Regions from separate parts of the Homo sapiens genome. Here region 1 is linked to region 2. Evidence: chromatin contacts called from ENCODE Hi-C or POLR2A ChIA-PET data. All regions are on one chromosome and are shown on one strand. The core of a region is the stretch at or near the end of the contact, and the rest is flanking DNA. Distances in the headings are between cores, read along the strand shown.

Region 1 (5,055 bases), core at 2,556-5,055, 2.6 Mb after region 2:
CAAGCCTTTGTCTCTCTCTCTCTCTCTCTCTCTCTCTATATATATATATATAAGTTTTAAAGAAAAAGGGGTGATGGCTTGAAGATAGATGCATTGGTGGCAGAAAAGAAAGCATGGAGGGGCCGGGCGCAGCGGCTCACACCTGTAATCCCAGCACTTCGGGAGGCCAAGGCGGGTGGATCACGAGGTCAGGAGATTGAGACCATCCTGGCTAACACGGTGAAACCCCGTCTCTACTAAAAAAATACAAAAACTTAGCCGGGCTTGGTGGCGGGCGCCTTTGGTCCCAGCTACTGGGAAGGCTGAGGCAGGAGAATGGCGTGAACCTGGGAAGCGGAGCTTGCAGTGAGCCGAGATCGCGCCACTGCACTGCAGCCCCGGGGGACAGAGCGAGACCCCGTCTCAAAAAAAAAAAAAAAAAGAAAAGAAAGAAAGCAAGAAAGCATGGAGGAACGGAAGCCAATTGCAGTATTGCAGGAAGGAGGTATGAAATGGCTTGGATCTGAGTGACAGCAACGTAACAGAGGAGTGGATCCAGGAAGAGCGGGGCATGATACCCATTGGATCTGAGATGGAAGAGTTAGTTAGGAAGTGGCAATGATGAAAGTTTCCAATCTTGTTGTTTTGCTGTATTGCCCTGAATAGACAGGGAAGCTGGCAGGGGAAGCGATGGTGGTTCATGGGCTTTAGGGCGTGAGACGAGCTAAACCCAGTCTTGAATGTGATTCCTCCTAAGAGGCAAAATGGAATCTAAATGAAAATTTTTAACTCACTAATGAAAGTAATGTTTTAGAATGCAGGTGAAAACAAATCTCCCTTCTTACATAGTATGATCACTGTTACGTCATTTGATTTTGTTTTTTACATCATTTTACATCGTAAACATGGTGTTATAGCTGTCTGCCAAATTCCTCTAAAAATATGCCCCTTCGCAGCAAGATCTGTGTTAATCATCCCATCTCTTCAGTTCCTGGAACACAGTAGGTCCCTAAATGATAAGTCCAGCACTTAATATTTGTGAATTGAACTGGTTGATAGTAAGCAAAATTTTGTTATCAAGGCAAACAGAAAAGAGAAGTGCATTTAGAGTCAGAAAGGCCTCGATTCAAATTCTTGTCCCCTTCTTCCCACCCCTGCTAGTCATACAACCACAAGAAAATTGCTAGCCTGCATCTTAGGCTCCTCATTAGTGAAATGGATGATCAAGTCTATCTTGCAGGAGGGTGTGAGTGCATCAAGTTAAATTAAATATATACACAGTGTCTGTCATTCAGTTGGCATCGACATTACCTATTATACTATTTATTATTATTACCTGTATTTCCATGGATTTTAGGTTTTGCTATGGTTTTCATGCTCTCAGTGTACCCTCCTTCTTCTTTCTAACATTCCATCCAAACAGTCCTGCTAGATGCTGTTCTCTTGGCATGGCTAGCCAGCTTTCCCAAAGCCTCCATAGGCCACTAAGCTTCTGTCCACACGGCTGGCTGGTCCGTCAGTTTAAGTCACCCAATTCAACTGACATCATGACAGCTTGCAAATTCCAAAATCACTGTTGGTAATTTAGATGTGGTAGTGTTTATGCCTGGCCTATGAATTATACCACCACGTCTTTATTTATATGCAACTTGCATCATGCTGTGTTGAAAGCAGCTTCCCAGTCCAGCACTTGAAAATACTTCTCAGATAGGTTTTCATAGCAATTAAAAAATAAACACAAAACCCGGGAAAGCTATGTCTGTGTACCCAAAAGATACCTAAGAACACAGTAGCATAGAGAGCAGGCTGAGTTGTCTCACTCAAGGATGTGAGTTCAGATTCATTGATCTCCCTGACTGAAAACTATCACCCATTGATTGAGGCACTGTATATCTTATCTCAGAATGAAATGAATTCTTAAGTCTCATGAATTCTACATGAATGAATGAAAGTGTTTCTGCAACTTTCACTTCTCTTGCAGCCCACCAAAAACAATGGCATTTTCTAATAGGAAAAACACATTGAACGCTGTATATGTGCGTATGTATATGTGTGTGTAGTACATACATATACTTTATTTTGAGACAGGTTCTCACTCTGTTGCACAGGGTGGAGTGCAGTGGTGTGCACAGCCTACTGCAGCCTCAATTTCCCAGGCTCAAGCAATCCCCCTGCCTTAGTCTCCCAAGTAGCTGGGACCACAGGTGTGCACCATCACGCCTGGCTTTTTTTGGTTTCATATATATATGTTGCCTAAGCTGGTCTCAAACTCCTGATCTCAAGCAATCCTCCTGCTTTGGCCTCCCAAAGTGCTGGGACTACAGAACACCTACACTTTTATACATTCTATATGCATCAAACAAACATATGTCTGTGACAAGAGAGCAGCCTATCACAGCCCAGAGACTTCAGAATGGGGACAGGTTGGAAGGAGGAGCTACCTATCCCTGAGATGATGAAGAGGACCAGTGCCCATTCCAGGAGACATCACCGCAGCCCTGAGGAATCGGCTATGGGCACCAGCAGGGCACAGTGCCACACCTCGCCAATGCCTTGTCCTCCTTTTCCATAGTGAGTCAGTCAGCAAGCGTCGCATTGCCCTGGGATCGGCACTGCACGTAGAAGTGAGTTCCACACTCTCTTCCTCCCATAGGGAGATCACTTTTCTCATTCTAAGGGTTCCAGGCACACTCACAATGGTGGCATTTGCTGAGCAGTGGCTTGAATAAAGGGCTCTCAGAAAGCAAGATGTAACTCAGAGCATAGGCTTGTCCTCCAGGGCACCCAGCCCCAGGAATGCTCTTGGGGAATGACCTGCAGCCTCCCAGTGAAAGAGAGAATAAAAGAAAGCCCCAGCAGGCGAGCTGGGCAGTAGAGAGTCCTGTAATTCCACCTTGGCAAGCACCATTTGCAAGAACGAACTGGGATAAGGTAAACAAAATATTGCCTAAAAGAGGCTTGTCCAAAGAAGTCAGAATACGCTCTTCATTTACCTCTAAATTATGTTTCTTAAATACCAAGTAACCTGCAGTACCCCCTGCCGCCACCAAAAAAAAAGAGAGAAATACTTTTTTTTCTCCTATCCACTGCAGAATCAATTTTACAGTGGTTCTGCAGTTAATCCTTTCAGTACACCATAAATCTAAATACTCAAAAAAACCTGTGCCTTTTCAATTGCTACTAAATCACGAGAAGACTGATTTACATAGTCTCCTTTTATCTCCCTTGGCGGGTAAGTACTCAGCTCTGCTCGTTACTAATATTGAAACAACAGCCCTTGAATTGAGTGATTTCCCTAGAAAGGTTAAGGTGACCGAATCTGAACACTCCCTCCATGTCTTGGACACGAAGTTTTTTGCTGCGTAGACAGTTTTATCCCCCTCACCCCAAGGTCAATTGCACGAATTCTTTTGGAAAACAGGACCTATGGCATTTCCCAGACAAATCACCGTGAACCCTGTACTGTGCATTGCTGTCCTAAAATTAACACATAAATCTATTGCCGCCAAAGATTCTGTCATTTGTGTTACATAATTGCCTTTCATTTGAACTCATTAATCAAATTGGGGTTTTTAAGCAACACCTAATTAATTCTTTAACTGGCTCATATTATACCTTTAATGACTTCCACCAGGGTAAAAACCACTGATCACTGAGTTCTATTTTGAAACTACGGACGTCGAGTTTCCTCTTTCACCCAGAATTTTCAGATCTTGTTTAAAAAGTTGGGTGTGGTTTCATGGGGGGAGGGGGAAGAGCGAGAGGAGACCAGAGGGACGGGGGCGGGGACTCTGCAAGAAAAACCTTCCCGGTGCAATCGTGATCTGGGAGGCCCACGTATGGCGCCTCTCCAAAGGCTGCAGAAGTTTCTTGCTAACAAAAAGTCCGCACATTCGAGCAAAGACAGGCTTTAGCGAGTTATTAAAAACTTAGGGGCGCTCTTGTCCCCCACAGGGCCCGACCGCACACAGCAAGGCGATGGCCCAGCTGTAAGTTGGTAGCACTGAGAACTAGCAGCGCGCGCGGAGCCCGCTGAGACTTGAATCAATCTGGTCTAACGGTTTCCCCTAAACCGCTAGGAGCCCTCAATCGGCGGGACAGCAGGGCGCGGTGAGTCACCGCCGGTGACTAAGCGACCCCACCCCTCTCCCTCGGGCTTTCCTCTGCCACCGCCGTCTCGCAACTCCCGCCGTCCGAAGCTGGACTGAGCCCGTTAGGTCCCTCGACAGAACCTCCCCTCCCCCCAACATCTCTCCGCCAAGGCAAGTCGATGGACAGAGGCGCGGGCCGGAGCAGCCCCCCTTTCCAAGCGGGCGGCGCGCGAGGCTGCGGCGAGGCCTGAGCCCTGCGTTCCTGCGCTGTGCGCGCCCCCACCCCGCGTTCCAATCTCAGGCGCTCTTTGTTTCTTTCTCCGCGACTTCAGATCTGAGGGATTCCTTACTCTTTCCTCTTCCCGCTCCTTTGCCCGCGGGTCTCCCCGCCTGACCGCAGCCCCGAGACCGCCGCGCACCTCCTCCCACGCCCCTTTGGCGTGGTGCCACCGGACCCCTCTGGTTCAGTCCCAGGCGGACCCCCCCCTCACCGCGCGACCCCGCCTTTTTCAGCACCCCAGGGTGAGCCCAGCTCAGACTATCATCCGGAAAGCCCCCAAAAGTCCCAGCCCAGCGCTGAAGTAACGGGACCATGCCCAGTCCCAGGCCCCGGAGCAGGAAGGCTCGAGGGCGCCCCCACCCCACCCGCCCACCCTCCCCGCTTCTCGCTAGGTCCCTATTGGCTGGCGCGCTCCGCGGCTGGGATGGCAGTGGGAGGGGACCCTCTTTCCTAACGGGGTTATAAAAACAGCGCCCTCGGCGGGGTCCAGTCCTCTGCCACTCTCGCTCCGAGGTCCCCGCGCCAGAGACGCAGCCGCGCTCCCACCACCCACACCCACCGCGCCCTCGTTCGCCTCTTCTCCGGGAGCCAGTCCGCGCCACCGCCGCCGCCCAGGCCATCGCCACCCTCCGCAGCCATGTCCACCAGGTCCGTGTCCTCGTCCTCCTACCGCAGGATGTTCGGCGGCCCGGGCACCGCGAGCCG
Region 2 (4,776 bases), core at 1,447-3,946:
CTGGTCTAACACATGCTTTTCCTCTCAACTTTCTGGGGTGCAAGTGAACTTTCCAGGTGCAAGATGCTCAGTTTCCTCCTCTGCTTGAAACACTTTAGTGGATGCCTGCTTCCTGCTACATGATCAAGTCGAAGCTCCCCAGCAAACATCCAAGGCTCCACTCAGCCAGAGTGCCGTATTTGCTAAGTGGCCCTGCTCTGTGATGAAGACTGGATGAAATAATGAATATATGGCCTTGTCATGCTCTTCCACGGGCTTCCCCTCTGCCTAGCAGACCTTCACCAATCCCCAAGAGCTCCTCTCCTCTCTGAGAATCAGTCTTCTCTGGAAACCCTTTCCTGACCTGCTCACACTAAATGGATCTTTTCTGCCCCTCCCATACCCGACATGGTATTGGCGTTATTGCACTGTATCGTAAATATGTGCCTCTGTGAGCCCAGAGTTGATGCTTGACATATATACATATCTTTATACCCTCTTGCCTAATGTAATATCTGGCATATGGGAAGTGTTATGGACTAAACTGTGTACCACATACCCCTATAATTCATATGTTGAAGCCCTAACCTCCAATGTGACTGTATTTGGAGACAGGACCTATAGGGAGGTAATTAAGGTTAAACAAGGTCATAAGGGTGGGACCCTAAGCTCATAGGTCTGGTGGCCTTATATAAGGAGGCAGAGACACCAGATCCCTCCTTCCTTCTCTCTTCCTCTCTCCCTCCCTCCTTCCCCTCTGTCCCTTTCCCCACTCTCTCTTTCTCTGCCCAAACACAGAGAAGAGGCCACATGAAGACACAATGAAAAGGCCGCCAACTGCAAGCCAGAAAGAGAGGCCTCACCAGAAACCAACCCTACTGCCATCTTGATCTTGGACTTCCAGCCTTCAGAACTGTGGGAAAATGAAATGTCTTGTTTAAGCCACTCAGTCTAGGGTATTCTGTTACAGCAGCCCCATCAGATGAATAGAAAAAGCATGCACTGGATTCGAGATTCTAACCAAAGATGCATTGGATTCAAGATTCTAAATCCCATCCCAGCAGTGAGCCTGACTTCTCCATACAAAGTAGCCTGGACAAACATCTGTGATGCAAGGCCACAGGCAGAGTGTGTGAATGTGATAAGTGACCACGGTCTTTTCCCTGCCCCGTGAGAGAAATAGAAACAAAGGCTCGTTCCATACTCTGGGGTATAAATGCCTACAGGCTCAAAGTCACGATGCTACCTTTTGCACCAGGTACCATAATTTCTTTTAAACCAAAAACAAATAAGAGCAAATATTTACTTTGAATTTATTAATTCAAATAAAAGACAGGAGGCCAGTATCAATATATTAAATCTGCTCTTTTAGGCTGAATATCTCACATCCCTAGGGAATCTTAGTGGGATTTTAATTCAGGTAAGATCAAGTATCCAATTTGGTTTGGGACCCCTGGAGCCACTGTGGGGGGATCCCAGGAAATAAAAACTCAAAGGTTATGAGCTATGGTGATATTTCCATTTGTATCCATACCATCCACCACAGTGTCTGCAACATATCACTCTGTGGGTGATAGATGCTTGTTGAATGAATAAGCCTCGTACTTCCCAGGGTTATAACAGGCAACACCAGACCCTCAGCCCGAGTCTGATATACTGTAGATTTCACATTCTGAATGTAGACAGGACTCTGGAAAAAGTCAAGGGAACTAGTGGCCTAAATAGCCTGCTGGGCTGTATTTAAGATTTTGTTCTGGGGCTGACACAGTTTATCAGGTGGCTTAGAGGGTCTTTACTGATTTGCTTTCAATACAAATACTGATTTCCCTTACATTACAAAGGGAACACTCCGCTGAATGGTTTCTGAGTCATTTAACCCATCACTGGTGATAGATTCTCTGATCTTGCATTACTGGAAAACATACATAATAATTTTCCATTTCAGAGCAGCAACCTACAGGGTCACCCATATACTCCACTATGACCTCATCCTTTAGCTTGGACATCTGGAGATCTTGCAAATTCATCCCTAAGGAAAATCGAACAAAGCAGAAATGACTATTTGGGGACGTAAAATGATACAAAGCAAATCAATCTGGAATAAGACGTGTTGCTTTTTTATTGTCTACTTTGGTCATTTTGTTCATGCGTAATCTTAAAATTGTTACTTTACACCCAAACCACCATGCTGAAGAGCTCCAAAGAGATGAGAAAAACTTAACAATGCCCTCAAGGAGGGAAATTTGTTTTGACATGTATACTCTTTTGTATCTTAAATTTTGCACTGTGTACGTGGACATTTGAATCGTAATCCATTCAAAAAGAAATAAAATCTTAATTTTAAAATCCTATTTTTAAGCCACGCTCTCTCATTCTGTGTCAATTATCTATGACTGTATAACACATCGCCTCAAAACTTTAGTGGCTTAAAATAAAAACACATGCTTTGCTCACAATACTGTGGGTTGGCAATTTGGACAAGGCTCAGCTGCGATATCTTATTTCTGCCCCATGTGGCATTAGCTTGGCTCTGTCATGTGTTTGCAGTCAACTGGGAGGTTGGCCAGGGACTGGCTTGCCCTGGGTGGTCTCAAAGTCCAGAAGTTGATGGCAGCTGTCAGCTCAGGCATCTCAGATCCACTTGTATGGCCTCTCAGCAGGCTAGATAGGACTTCCTCACACAACAGCCCCGTCCAGGAGGGCGAAAGAGGAAGTGGTAAGGCCCCTGGAGCTCTAGCGTTATGGGTCTAGAAGAATGATAGAAGTCTGTACATTCTACCATTAAAAATGTCACAAGGTCAGCCCAAATCCAAGATTTGGAGAAAGAGACCCCCCTTGATGGTAGAAGCAGTAGTCATATTGCAACAGGGCTTGAGTGCTGTACTAGGAGAGGAGGAATTCTTGTGACCATCCTTGCAAATAATCTTCCTCTGAATCAGACATGAGGAACTACAGAATGGAGGGCAAAGTAACAGGTGCTAACAATAGTCTCAAGGGAAATCTTTCTGATGATAAGACAAAAGCACTTTGGTATTCAACATAAAACCCACAAAGACAGATACAATACATTGGTATTGGCCTCATGGCCTCAATTGATAGGTCAAAGAAAATAGTTAATTTCTGCTTATTTGTTTTTGGTTTAAATAAGAAAAAGATGGGGGAAAGAAAAAACAACAAACGCTTTGGGACTATAATGCAACTAAGGTGCATTGGGTTCTAAATCAGTGTTTTAGATACCTATTGCTGCATAACATCTTACCATAGACTTAGTGGCTTATAACACCCACATATTGACTCGTCCTTTTTTTAGTCCAGAAATGGCATGACTGGGGTCTATGCTGAAGGCCTCCCAAAGCCAAAATCAAGATCTTGGCAGGGCTCATAGTTCATCTTGTCTGGAGCTCAAGGTCCTCTTCTAAGGTCATTCAGATTGCTGGCAGAATTCAGTTCTTTGTGGTTATAGGACTGAGGACCCAGTTTCTTTGCTGGCTGTCAGCTGAGAGCTACTCTCAGCTGCTAAAGGCTAAAGGCTGCCCAGAAACCTCATCATGTGGCCCTCCCCATCTTCCAGTCAGCAGTGTCTCAGCAAATCCTTCTATGCTTCCAATCTCTGACTTGGCCATCTAGGGCTCTAGACTCAGACTTAAAGTGCTCATGTGATTAGGTCAGGCACACCCAGATCATCTTCCTATCTTGACAGGTAACTGACTTGAGACCTTCCTTACATCTGCAAAATCCCATCACAGCAATAGCTAGATTAGGGTATGACTGAATAACTGGAGAAGTTGTGTGTATACCAGAGGCCAGGAATTGTGGAGGCTATCTTAGAATTCTATGACAGATGGAAGGACAGGCAAACAGACAGATGCTCTTTAATATAAACATAGAATGTGAGGGCAGGCAGAAGGTGGAAACCTTGGAGAGGTATCACATGCAGAGCTCAGCAGTAAACCAGGAACCAGGCCTAAGAAGGAATTCTTATTGAGTAATAACCGAATTCCCACATGGTCCGTTCAGTGGTTACCAAGTCTTCATTGACCCCTGATGACCTGAATACTGAAAACAATAGGGAAAGGAAAACGAAGTTAAGAATATGGCATCTAGGCCGGGCACGGTGGCTCACGCCTGTAATTCCAGCACTTCCGGAGGCCGAGGCGGGTGGATCACGAGGTCAGGAGATTGAGATCATCCTGGCTAACACGGTGAAACCCCATCTCTACTAAAAATACAAAAAATTAGCCAGGCATGGTGATGGGCGCTTGTAGTCCCAGCTACTCGGGAGGCTGAGGCAGGAGAATGGCATCAACCCGGGAGGCAGAGCTTGCAGTGAGCCAAGATCACACCACTGCACTCCAGCCTGGGTGACAGAGCAAGACTCCACTTCAAAAAAAAAATAAAAAAGAATATGGCATCCTAATTTTATCATTTAAATAGCATAATCATGTAAATATAACAGAAGTCCCTTTATTTTGCTTAACTGTTTTGCACAATTGTTGTATGACGTTAATGTAATATTCCATAACTCAGGAAGATAATGCCTTTCAATAAAGAGACTTAGAGAACTCATTTGTGGAAAATCTTTGTGAAAAGTTGTGTGGTTTGCCAAGCAAATATAGCACATGCATACCTTTTTAAATTAATAGTACTTAGGAAGGATCAAAATGATATGCCCAAATCTGAAAGAACATGCTAGAAACCAGATGATAAGCTGTTTCATTAAAAGAGCCTCTGTGCATGAGCATTTGTGATCACAGGAATGGAATTACTTCATTAAATATGCTAACAGCACCAACAGTA

What was found. Hi-C counts contacts between places; a loop is a spot of excess contacts on that map. ChIA-PET counts read pairs that join two places held with the same protein, here RNA polymerase II (POLR2A). Pooled maps may share reads with other maps.
Region 1: a map with no recorded cell type shows a loop between it and region 2 (11-fold over the local background). The contact joins the promoter of VIM here to the enhancer-like site in region 2. A Hi-C loop is called at or near these places in 1 of 37 single-sample maps with no recorded cell type and 6 of 50 pooled maps. POLR2A ChIA-PET finds 5 or more read pairs at or near these places in 1 of 52 experiments (activated B cell).

The regions. Positions count from the first base shown.
Region 1 is chr10:17,224,436-17,229,490 of GRCh38, forward strand. It overlaps VIM (vimentin), which reads left to right and starts at 3,806. Exons shown (of 10, transcript NM_003380.5): 1 at 3,806-4,089; 2 at 4,841-5,055. The coding sequence starts at 4,988. It overlaps VIM-AS1 (VIM antisense RNA 1), which reads right to left. Exons shown (of 3, transcript NR_108061.1): 1 at 4,910-5,055. RefSeq lists a silencer at 2,285-2,499.
Region 2 is chr10:14,605,980-14,610,755 of GRCh38, forward strand. All of the region lies in intron 2 of FAM107B (family with sequence similarity 107 member B), which reads right to left. Among named protein-coding and RNA genes, the nearest start is that of FAM107B, 170 kb to the right of the region's middle. RefSeq lists an enhancer at 2,753-2,802. Within about 2 kb of position 2,697, at least 8 of the 41 ENCODE cell types and tissues checked have a DNase peak (open chromatin) inside an H3K27ac peak, as active enhancers do.